Linked DNA regions of Homo sapiens: region 1 is linked to region 2. A link is an interaction called in ENCODE POLR2A ChIA-PET data of the cell type or tissue named here. Cell type or tissue: OCI-LY7. All regions are shown on one strand. Each heading gives the region's core, and the rest is flanking DNA. Links, peaks and the distances in the headings are about the cores only.

Evidence for each region. Peaks named below come from ENCODE experiments on the same cell type or tissue, not always from the same donor. Only the 100,000 strongest peaks of a DNase experiment are listed, where the experiment ranks them.
Region 1: POLR2A ChIA-PET joins it to region 2 with 6 read pairs; 9 of 35 experiments call an interaction of 5 or more read pairs at or near these places.

The regions. Positions count from the first base shown.
Region 1 is chr4:153,498,404-153,503,782 of GRCh38, forward strand. The region is part of intron 3 of TMEM131L (transmembrane 131 like); the gene reads left to right. Among named protein-coding and RNA genes, the nearest start is that of TMEM131L, 35 kb to the left of the region's middle. In OCI-LY7, for the core only: no CTCF peak of the experiment used is centred there; a DNase peak (open chromatin) is centred at 228; H3K4me3 peaks cover 132 bases; H3K27ac peaks cover 1,165 bases.
Region 2 is chr4:153,580,396-153,585,774 of GRCh38, forward strand. TMEM131L (transmembrane 131 like) reads left to right here. Exons shown (of 35, transcript NM_001131007.2): 8 at 431-508; 9 at 1,012-1,165; 10 at 2,795-2,853; 11 at 3,169-3,277; 12 at 4,440-4,536; 13 at 5,063-5,216. Among named protein-coding and RNA genes, the nearest start is that of TLR2, 100 kb to the right of the region's middle. In OCI-LY7, for the core only: no CTCF peak of the experiment used is centred there; no DNase peak of the experiment used is centred there; H3K27ac peaks cover 4,707 bases.

The DNA.
Region 1 (5,379 bases), core at 66-5,065, 82 kb before region 2:
CTATTTAATTTGACATCCTGGAACATGTGTTTCAGTGAATTGGTTCATAAAAATGTTTTTTGCAGGATTCTGGAATAGAGGCTGCACATTCTTTAGATACATGGCTAATCGCACTATGTGAGAGAGCGTGTGGGTGTGTGTGTATTTTTGGAGGTGGGTAGGGAAGTGGGGGGTGAGCAGAGTTCTTTCAAGCTCTCTCTTCACAAGATGCAAATGTTTTTCCCCTTAGGGTTTATAGAGAGTGTGAACAATGAGGAGTTGAGATCCTGTGGCCCTTTGGTCCCCAGGGTCTTCTCATTCGGCCCTACTGAGCAAGGCTGGCTTCCCATTTGCTCTCATCTTTTTCTCCTTCAGTCACTCTGGAAACTAGTAGTTAGGAGCTGGAAATTGAGAAGCTGCCATTTAGGAGTTTATGCAACAAATGCAGAGGAGAGTCTGTTCCAGACTTTGCAGTTATATCAACTTAGAGCTTTTGCCAACCTTTCTTGGAAAAAAACCCACTGGAATTAAGTGAAACTTCACAACACTGCACAATGTAGCCAATTCTGCATTTGGGGTATGTAAGCCTGGAACTGTGGGAAGCTGGAAGTTGCCCCTTAGTATTAACGTTTGTTTTTGTTGTCCTTTTCCTTGAATGTAGTCTTACGTAGAGAACTTGGACAGCCTGTCATTTTCCAAAACCTCTGTGGCTCATCCTAGGCACAACTCATGTCTCTCCTTTCTTCTGTTAGTGTTTAGGGATGGGCCAGGCCTGAACTAACCGTTTCAGGGCTCCGAGGCTGCGCCTTGTAACTTGTGAGCACTGGTTCTGGGCAGTCGCCTCCCTGCGGTTAGTGGTGCCCAGCCTCCAGTCGCTGTAGCTCAGACATGGCCTCGGGAGGTTTGGAGGATGCCCAGCGCTTGTCTGCCCATTGTTGCTGACCTGCCGCATTGTGTGATATGGCTCCATGTGCACATCTTCCATGGATTTATCAGTCTTGACAGGAGTCTTCCACTTTCTGCCAGTGATGAAATAGATCTTTATGATTTTTTTTTTTTTTTTTGAGATGCGTCTCGCTCTGTTGCCAGGCTGGAGTGCAGTGGCACAATCTCAGCTCACTACAACCTCTGCCTCCTGGGTTCAAGTGATTCTCCTGCCTCAGCCTCCCAAGTAGCTGGGACTACAGGCACGCGCCACCATGCCCGGCTAATTTTTGTATTTTTAGTAGAGAGGGGATTTCACCATGTTGGCCAGGATGGTCTCAATCTCTTGACCTCGTGATCTGTCCACCTTGGCCTCCCAAAATGCTAGGATTACAGGCGTGAACCGCCGTGCCCAGCCCCTTATGACATTCTTACCCTGATTGGTTATTCAGCTTCAGCTTGAGCACTTCACGTGATGGGAAGTTCACCTTTGAAACTGACTTTCCATTTTTGAGCCTCTCTCATTGTAAAGATGTTCTCTGATTTTGACTTCACATTTGCTCTCTTTAGTCTTCCACCGTCAGATCCCAGTCTCACAGACTTGAGACAGTTATCACATCTCTTCTCTAGGTTGGTTTTACCTAAATTTTTTTTTTTAACTCGCCCAGGCTAAATTATTCCTCATGTTTTTCAGTCAGTCCTAATGTTAACTTGGTCAGAACCAACCTTCCTTCCTCCCTTCCTCCCTTCCGTTCCCTTCCGTTCCCTTCCCTCTGTCCCATCCCTCCCTCCCTTCTTTCTTTTTGCAAGAGTAGATAGGGTCTCACTCTCTTACCCAGGCTGGAGTGCAATGGTACAATCATGGCTCACTGCAGCCTCAAACTCCTGGGCTCAAGCAGTCATCCTGCCTCAGCCTCCCATATAGCTAGGACCACAGGCTTATGCCTCCCCACCCCCAGCTAATTTTTATATATTCCTTTGTAGAGACAGGGTTTCTTTATGTTGCCCAGGCTGATCTTGAACTCCTTGGGCTCGAGTAATCCTCCAGCCTCAGCCTCCCAAAGTGCTGGGATTACAGGCGTGAGCCACCACACCCATCCCAGAACTTTTTTAGTTTAAATTTTGCCAATAGTGGATAGAGTGATTCTGTTGAGATCTGAATGGTGCCCTATGTAGTGAATCCATTTCTTTTTTGGTCTGGACTCTACTTATTTTAATGAAGCCCAAGATTTCATTAGCACTTCTAGTAGCAGTGTCTTTCTACTTGGATCGTGTTATTTTATGGCCAAACAAGATCAAACACAAACAAAAACCTTTGGGTCCGTCATCTTCTTTTTATTTTAATGGGAACTGCTAACTTCTCTTTCTCAATATACACTTAAGTAATGAATTGCCTTCTTTAAAATACAAATATTTACATTTGGCCTTGTTAAGCTTTATCTGGATGATTTAGAACTATCTTAGCCTATTGAGACCAAAGAAACACACACGCTCACACACGCGTGCATGCACACACACACAGGCATGTGCACTTTTTTCCTAGTTGTGAAAATCGATGGAATGACTACATGGCTTAGTCTCCTCTTTCTCCAGAGACGCCGTTTAATGATCAGATAGAAATTTAAAAGGTTAATAAAAACCTATAGTGAAGAAATGCTATCAGTTGATAATAGAGTTAAAAAAAAATTCTGGAAGATAGAAAGTGGATAACTGATAGAATATGGTAACTGATGAAAGTGGAAGATTAACAGGGTACGCCAAGTACCCTGCACAGTGGATTTAGAGAATCCCACCAAGCATATTGTGAAATTTTAGAATAGCAAGAATAATGACCATACTGGATGCTTAACTAAAGAAGTGGGACTTATAATGCCCACCTCACAGGGGTTTTGCAAGTTTTTTTTTTTTTTTTTTTTTGAGACGGAGTCTCGCTCTGTCACCCAGGCTGGAGTGCAGTGGCGCGATCTTGGCTCACTGCAACCTCTGCCTCGGGTTCAAGCAATTCTGCCTCAGCCTCCTGAGTAGCTGGGACTACAGGCGCGTGCCACCACACCCGGCTAATTTTTTGTATTTTTAGGAGAGACAGGGTTTCACCGTGTTAGCCAGGATGGTCTCGATCGCTTGACCTCATGATCCGCCTGCCTCGGCCTCCCAAAGTGCTGGGATTACAGGTATGGGCCACTGTGCCCAGCTGAGTTTTGCAAGTATTAATGTAAATAATGTGAGTAAAGCCTCTACTGTATTTTCTGGCACATGGTAAGGAGTCTCAGGGTATGTGTGCAGGTGTTGTATTACTTCTTGCCATCACTTTTCTTACCATCATCACTGTCACTGCTATGGTGGTGAAGAAGCATATCAGTTAGGATTAGGACCAGTTTCATGAGACAGAAAACCCAGTAACATAAATGAGATAGAAGCTTTCCTCTATACTGCTTATCTGAGAGAGCAGAGGGCAGGCCAGGACTGAGGTGACAGCTTCATAATCATCAAGGCCATGCCTCCTCTGTCTCCTAATCCAAGGTGACTGCCCAACCCGCAGGATCATCTTCATTTCCCCTCCAGGATGGAGGAAGGAGCTAGAGTAGGATTTCCCCTCTACCTTTTCCAGGTCACTTCCTGGAAGTATCCCCCAAAGGGTTTTTTTTTTTTTTTTTTTTTTTAAATGGAGACAGAGTCTTGCTGTTACCCAGGCTGGAGTGCAGTGGCATGATCACGGCTCACTGCAACCTTAACATTCAGGGCTCAAGTGATCCTTCCACCTCAGACTCACAAGTAGCTGGGACCACAGGTGCCCGCCACCATGCCTGGCTAATTTTTTGTAGAGATGAGTTTTCACCGTGCTTCCCGGGCCGGTCTCCAACACCTGGGCTCAAGCAGTCCTCCCACCTTGTCCTCCCAAAGTGCTGGGATTACAGGTGTGAACCACCGCGGCTGTCCCAAACTTGTATATACATCTCATTTCCAGAACTTAGTCATATGGTTGCATCTCAGCTGCAAGTGGTAGACTGGGAAGAGGAGTCTTTTCTGCAGCCATGTGCCTGTTTCAAAATGTCTTCTTAAGGAGGACAGGAAAACAGCTACTGGGTTTGGCAGCTAGCATTCTCTTTGTCACAGTGAACCTTATTAGTATACTCAATCCTAGGCTTCTGTAAGGTATCATTTATTCTGACTCTTTGGGAGTTAACACGAAGGATCATTGATATATTAACTTGTGCGTTGGTTGAAAAATGAATTATGTGTAAACTAATCATTAAACCATAGAAGCTTTTCAAATGGCTGAATGTGCATTGAAATGGCTTCTGCTGAAAAAGTTCAGTTTAACATTACTTTGAAAAACTTCTGCGTATAGAAGAAAATTGCAAATTATTGAAACTATCTTATGACACTGGTATTAGTCATACATTATTTGGGATGGAGATAATTCATGCAGATTGCTTTGAGTATGAGAAGATGCTTAGAGCATTTGGTGTTTATAATTTCTTGTTACTTGATCTCTCTGCCCTGGAAGTGCTATAACTCTTGATTGTCACTCCTGAGAAATCTATGTCTTAGGTTTTTCACATTATTACCTTCTATTATGAAGATAACTAGGGGTCAATGACCCTTTTCCTAGATGTAACATTTCTAGAAAGCCAATTACTGCAAAGTCTCATTTTGCAGGGTCATCTTTTTTTTTTCCTCTACTCTTCCTGACCATGTTTATTCCTATTGACCCAAATACTTGAGATTTATTTTTAGTTAGAAGAACTCAGAGATGCCTAAAGGCTAATCTTAAACTCTATAAACTACATTAAAACAAAGATATAATTTCAGTTTCTCACACTTAACTTGGAGAGTGTTTTCTCACTTAGAAACTTTCTCAAAAACCTTAACACTTAGCAAATGCACATGTGATGTTTTCCATTGCTATAACTTTCTCATTTAATTCACTTTTTCCTTTATTCATTTTTAGAATACGGGGGAACATTTCAGGGATTTGGTTATTCCTCCTTTCTCTGGGAGCATAACATCACTTGTAAAATTGTACAAAGATAGGACAGGATTAACCTTTTAGGTAGGATAGAGTAGGATAAGGTTCAAGTGACTTGGCATAAAAGGGACAGCTTTTTAAAATAAGGCAAAATGAGTAGCTTCTGTCTATGAGCTACTGTTATTTTCAGATTTACTCATTATTTATACAAAATTCTATTTAAAGTAACTAAGATATTTTGAAAAAACCTGTTAGGATATACTATTGGGTAAACAGAAATACTAATAGTTAAAAAAAATTGGTGCATATTAAATTAATGCCTTCATTTCATGGCCGGACTCAGGACAAAGAGTCATGATGTGGGTCCTACAACTTACTAGTGATATGATTTGGGGCAAGTCACTTAACTTCTGAGTTAGACGGGGTTTTACCAGAAGCAGAATGAGGCTAATGTCTGTCTTGCTAGCCTCATTGCAAGAATGTAATAAGACACGGGTTATAAAAGT
Region 2 (5,379 bases), core at 300-5,299:
CATTGTACTGATGGAAGGCACACTTAGAATTTTGTTACTTTGTAAACCTACTTTAAAATAACAATAGATTCCTGTGTTTAAATAACATTTTCAACAAACATCAGAAACACCAAACTCCAGTGTTCCTGTGTATATTTAGAACATATTCACCTGCTTATAGGTGTAATAAGGAATTTTCATGTTGCCCGAGGGAGAACTTATGATTTTCATTAGAATGTAAGCTCAGTGACAGTCCTGAGAACAGATTTCTCTGTTTAGCTTACTGTTGTGTATCCACTAAAAAGAATAATGCCCAGCATTTAGCAGATACTCAGATATTTATTGAATAAATGAAAAAGTGTAGTTTCTGAATACTTGATAAATTGTTTATTATTAGTGTGAGATTGAGCCTTTTACTTAAAGTTCTTTTCCTCCTTTTTTCTTCTTTTAGGCAGAAACCACTAATACTAGCCTCTTGCAGGTGCAACTGGAATGCAGTTTACATAATAAAGTGTGTCAGCAATTAAAGGTAAAATAAAATGTGTAGTGTTTTCTCTCTGCTTTCCTCCTGCCTCTTTGCTTAAAAATAAAACACAAGGCTGGGCGCTGTGGCTCATGCCTGTAATCCCAGCACTTTGGGAGGCCGAGGCGAGTGGATCACGAGGTCAGGAGATTGAGACCATCCTGGCTAACACGGTGAAACTCCGTCTCTACTAAAAATACAAAAAAATTAGCCAGGCGTGCTGGCGGGTGCCCGTAGTCCCAGCTACTTGGGAGGCTGAGGCAGGAGAATGGCGTGAACCTGGGAGGCGGAGCTTGCAGTGAGCCGAGATCGCACCACTGCACTCCAGCCTGGGTGACAGAGTGAGACTCCGTCTCAAAATAAAATAAAATAAAATAAAACACAAAACAGCATATTCTGTTCTCACACACGTCCCATTACGTTAAATGCTTCTCCTTTCCTCCATAGTTTGAAACCACAAAGTTGAGATGATTTTTTTTTTCCTTTTTTCCTCCTCCTTCCAACCATAGGGTTGTTATCTGGAATCTGATGATGTTTTGCGTCTACAAATGAGCATAATGGTAACAATGGAAAACTTTTCAAAAGAATTTGAAGAAAACACACAACATTTGTTAGATCATCTCTCTATTGTTTACGTAGCTACAGATGAATCTGAGACCTCAGGTAAGGTGGAATGTTTAAAAATTTTATTATATTTTCATCAGTCTGCATCATCATTCTATAGCATTTATGAACAGATTGTATCATAGCAAACCAAGACAAATAGCCTTTGCTTTAATTATTAAGTGATTGTAGTAGTAACTGGTTCTCAACCTACAACTGCTAAGAAGGCTGTATTATTTTGGGGAGAAGTGACAACTGCAAACTATTCTGAGTTTCCTTAGGAATAATTTTTCTTCATGTTTGGAGACAGTAAGGAAATTAAATGGGCATGACAGTTTAATATAAATATTTACAAAGTATTTGAAGTCTTGGGTTTCTTGTTCCACTTTTAATGATTTGCCTAAGCTCATTTAACCACATCATGCTGTTTTGTATTTTAAATAGCTAATAGGTTGCGGTTGTTCCTGGATGCTTGACAAGTTAGGTAGAATTTTAGTGTTCAGTTTTATGAATTTTATCTTTGGAAATGTGTGTCCTACTTATCAGAAATAAATGCATTCATCTGTTTAACTTCCTAAGAACTTTTTTCAGAGACACATTCTGTGATCCATGAAATTCCTAACGTAGAGTATACTAGTATCTTTTGGTTATCAAGACTTCTGAATGTGACTGTATATTTGTATTCATATTCAAGAAAGTATGGTTTTTATTCTTTGGGTTTTTTTGTTTGTTTTTTGGTTTTGTTTCTGTTTTTGTTTTTTTTAGACAGGATTTTGCTGTGTAGCCCAGGTGGGAGCACAGAGATGTGATCTCGGCTCACTGCAACCTCAGCCTCCTGGGCTCAAGCGATCCTGCCACCTTGGCCTCCCAAGTAGCTGGGACCACAGGCGCACACCACTATGCCTGGCTAATTTAAACCGTTTTTTTTTGTTGTTTTTTTTTTTTTTTTTTTTTTTTTTGTAGAGACAGGTTCTCCCTGTGTTGCTCAGGATGGTCTTGAACTCCTGGGCTCAAGCATTCCTCCCCGCTTGGCCTCCCAAAGTGCTGGGATTGCAAGCATGAGCCACCGTGCCCTGCTTTGGCAGTCTTAATTGGTTAAACAGCCTTTACCTTTCAGTCTTCAGAGCTGGCTGTGGTAGTGCTGGATCAGCAGGAGAGCTCTCCTGTCCTCAGTGCTTGGTGATTCTCATAGTGGCCAGTGAACATCTATGAGGGCAGATCCCTGACCCATGGGGACCACTTCTGTGGGTGAGGGCTAAAAGGAAGCCTGAAACCTGAGATCTCAGGATTTTCTTCTTTCCAAATGTGGTTATCCAAATGAGGAAATGAGGAGCTTTCTAATCAACAGGAGAACATAGCTTTATTTGAAGTCGTCCAGTTGGTTAGTTTCATTCAGAAGAGCATTGTGTGACCCTAAACTCAGAATTTTGCTCCTGGTAGTTCCTCATCATTTAGAGGGCTTAGGTTGGTAGGCATTTTTATGAGGATCTTTTTTCTTGTGATTAAAAAAGAAAAAAAAAAAGAAAACACCTCCTAGTTTTGATTTCAGTTTTGAGAAACAAGTTAACATTTTTTATAGAAATGTGTAATGTGGTATTTTAATGATTATATGAAGGTGTGAGAATGAGATGGCTCTGTTTTAATCTCTGATTAAATACTCTGCTTTAATACTCTGATTCTTTTGGACAGATGATTCAGCAGTAAATATGTATATATTACATTCAGGAAACAGCCTTATATGGATACAGGTAATTGTAAATGCTTACCTAAAGTAACTTTTAAAATTGCAAGTGTGCATTTAATTGTAGAATATGAGGGTTTTTCAGGAACAGAGACAGAAGCACTATCTTTATTCTTTTTTGCTTTAATTTAAGCCCATTTGCCCTTGCTTGAACCTCTGTTTGTATGAAGATTGTCAGCATCCCCTCCATATGGTTATGGCACAGATGCTGAGCAGTTGCTATGTATGGCTGGTCTGTGCTATTTATTCTAACGGTTCATTCAAACTGGATAAATACTCTCCCAGCTGAGAGTAGTCACATGGGACTTTTCTTTTATTTCAGGATATACGCCATTTCTCACAGAGAGATGCTCTGTCTCTGCAGTTTGAACCAGTACTACTACCTACTTCTACAACAAACTTTACAAAAATTGCTTCTTTTACCTGCAAAGGTACAGATTTTTAAACAGATTGTCATTTGACTTTTGTTATCTGGTTGTCATGATGGCAACTCTTTCTACAACTACAGATTAGGCATGGTTTCAAAAAAGTGAAGGGAATGCGTTTGATTTCAAGAAGTCCCAGCCTTAGTAGTTCTAAGATAGTATGATGTAGAAACTATTGTTGATGCCACTTTTATTCTGCCACATATGTAGAATTTTGAGTTTAAAGCTTAATATTCTGTGTTGATAACGATTAGGAAGGAAAGCACTGTTAGGTTTTTGACAGGAGTCTATGCAGGCTGTTTTTGAGGGAAAATTGGCAAATCTCTATGAAAATTTAAAATGCACATATTTACTCTTTGATCCTTAATTCTAGTTTTAAGAGTTTATCCTCCAGATATGTATGTATTCAAAACTGTACCTATAAGAAATGTGTGTTTGTTAGGACAGAACAGCTGATCATCTGTGTTCAGATGTGAGAGAGTGTTCAGAAACATGCATGGACAGCGATGCGAGCAGTGTGTGTACATTTAATTTTTTTTTAGAGGATATCTGTGTACTTATACATGCACAGAACACCTGGAAGGATGTTGCAGAAACTGCTAACAGCTGCCTCCTCCAAGATAATTGGGAGTCAGGGTGAAGAAAGGTAGATTTTATTTTCACATTTTTTTGTTAGTGTTTGAATTTTTAAAAACCATATATATAACTTTAAAAAAGTTGGTTATTAGCATCAGAGAGTTAAGAATTGAACACAAGCGACTCAATATTATAACCTAATCAAGGAGAGCTTAAAAGTATTATTTTGATCAATCAGCACTGCTTTCAAATGCAGCCCACTTTTTGCTGGTCAGCTCCCTTTTGCTCTTTAGGTTTTATTCCTTTCTTGCTCGTGCCTCCACACATTTTACTCTGCCAAGTGAGCTTCTTGTTTCACTTTTGTCATTTCTGGTAGAGAAGTTGGTTTTTAAAAGTATGGACTTCTGGATAATTGGCAACAAAGAAGATGACAGGAACATTTGAGAAAGTAGTTACCTTTTATGTCTGATTCACTATTTTAATGGAGACAGAAAAGTGAATAAAAATTTATAAATAAGACATATATCTTTTGTTCAGGCTTAATGAAAGAAAAGGTACTTAAGCTTCACATTTATTTCTTTATACCACAAAGCAGCTACATCATGTGACAGTGGAATTATAGAAGATGTGAAGAAAACAACACACACTCCAACACTAAAAGCATGCCTCTTCTCTTCTGTGGCTCAGGGGTAGGTTACTTCCACTTTCCCTGAAATCTTGTATGGTTGTTGTTGTTGTTTTCCCCTCTAGAAATGGTTTAAAAATATAGTGATATGATTTGTGTGATTCTCTCTCTCACTGGCCTTGCCTCCCCTTGCCTTAGCATTGCTAACAGGCAGTGAAAGGGATATTAGCTGAGTGGGGAAAAGGAAGTGAAATAATTCAGTTTATGAAATAGGTTCAGCATCAGGCATCCAGATGTGTGAAAAGAGTACATATTCACATGGTGTTTCTGAGTTGGCTTCAGGTTCTGGTTTGGTCCTGGCGGCCTCTGTGAGCTGTGCTGGCCGCAGCCTGGTTGCTTCCCCTCGGGCTTCCAGTTGCTCCCTATGTGAGCCAGAAGGTTGAAGGAGGCGATTGCCGAGGTTGTCTCTGGCGCTAGCTTTCATTTAGTAACGTTTTATGATGCTCCTGTTTTTGCAATTAGAGGCTCATAAGAGGGCTGACTGTTGTCCCACACTCAGGCCTGATAGCATGCATGTCGTCTGTTCACAGGTATTTTAGAATGGACTCTTCTGCAACCCAGTTTCACATAGAGACTCATGAGAACACATCAGGACTTTGGTCAATATGGTACCGCAACCATTTTGACCGTAGTGTTGTATTAAATGATGTGTTTCTTTCCAAGGAGACCAAGCACATGTTAAAGGTACATATAGTATTTTTTCCCCAAGTTTTAGCTTATTTTAAGCTTTGTTTAAGGTCAGATGCTGTGAAATTATTTCTATAAAATAATAAAAAATATTCCAAATGCTATGAAGTTATTATTTATATAAAATTTTATGATTTTTAAAACATGTATTTTTCTTTTA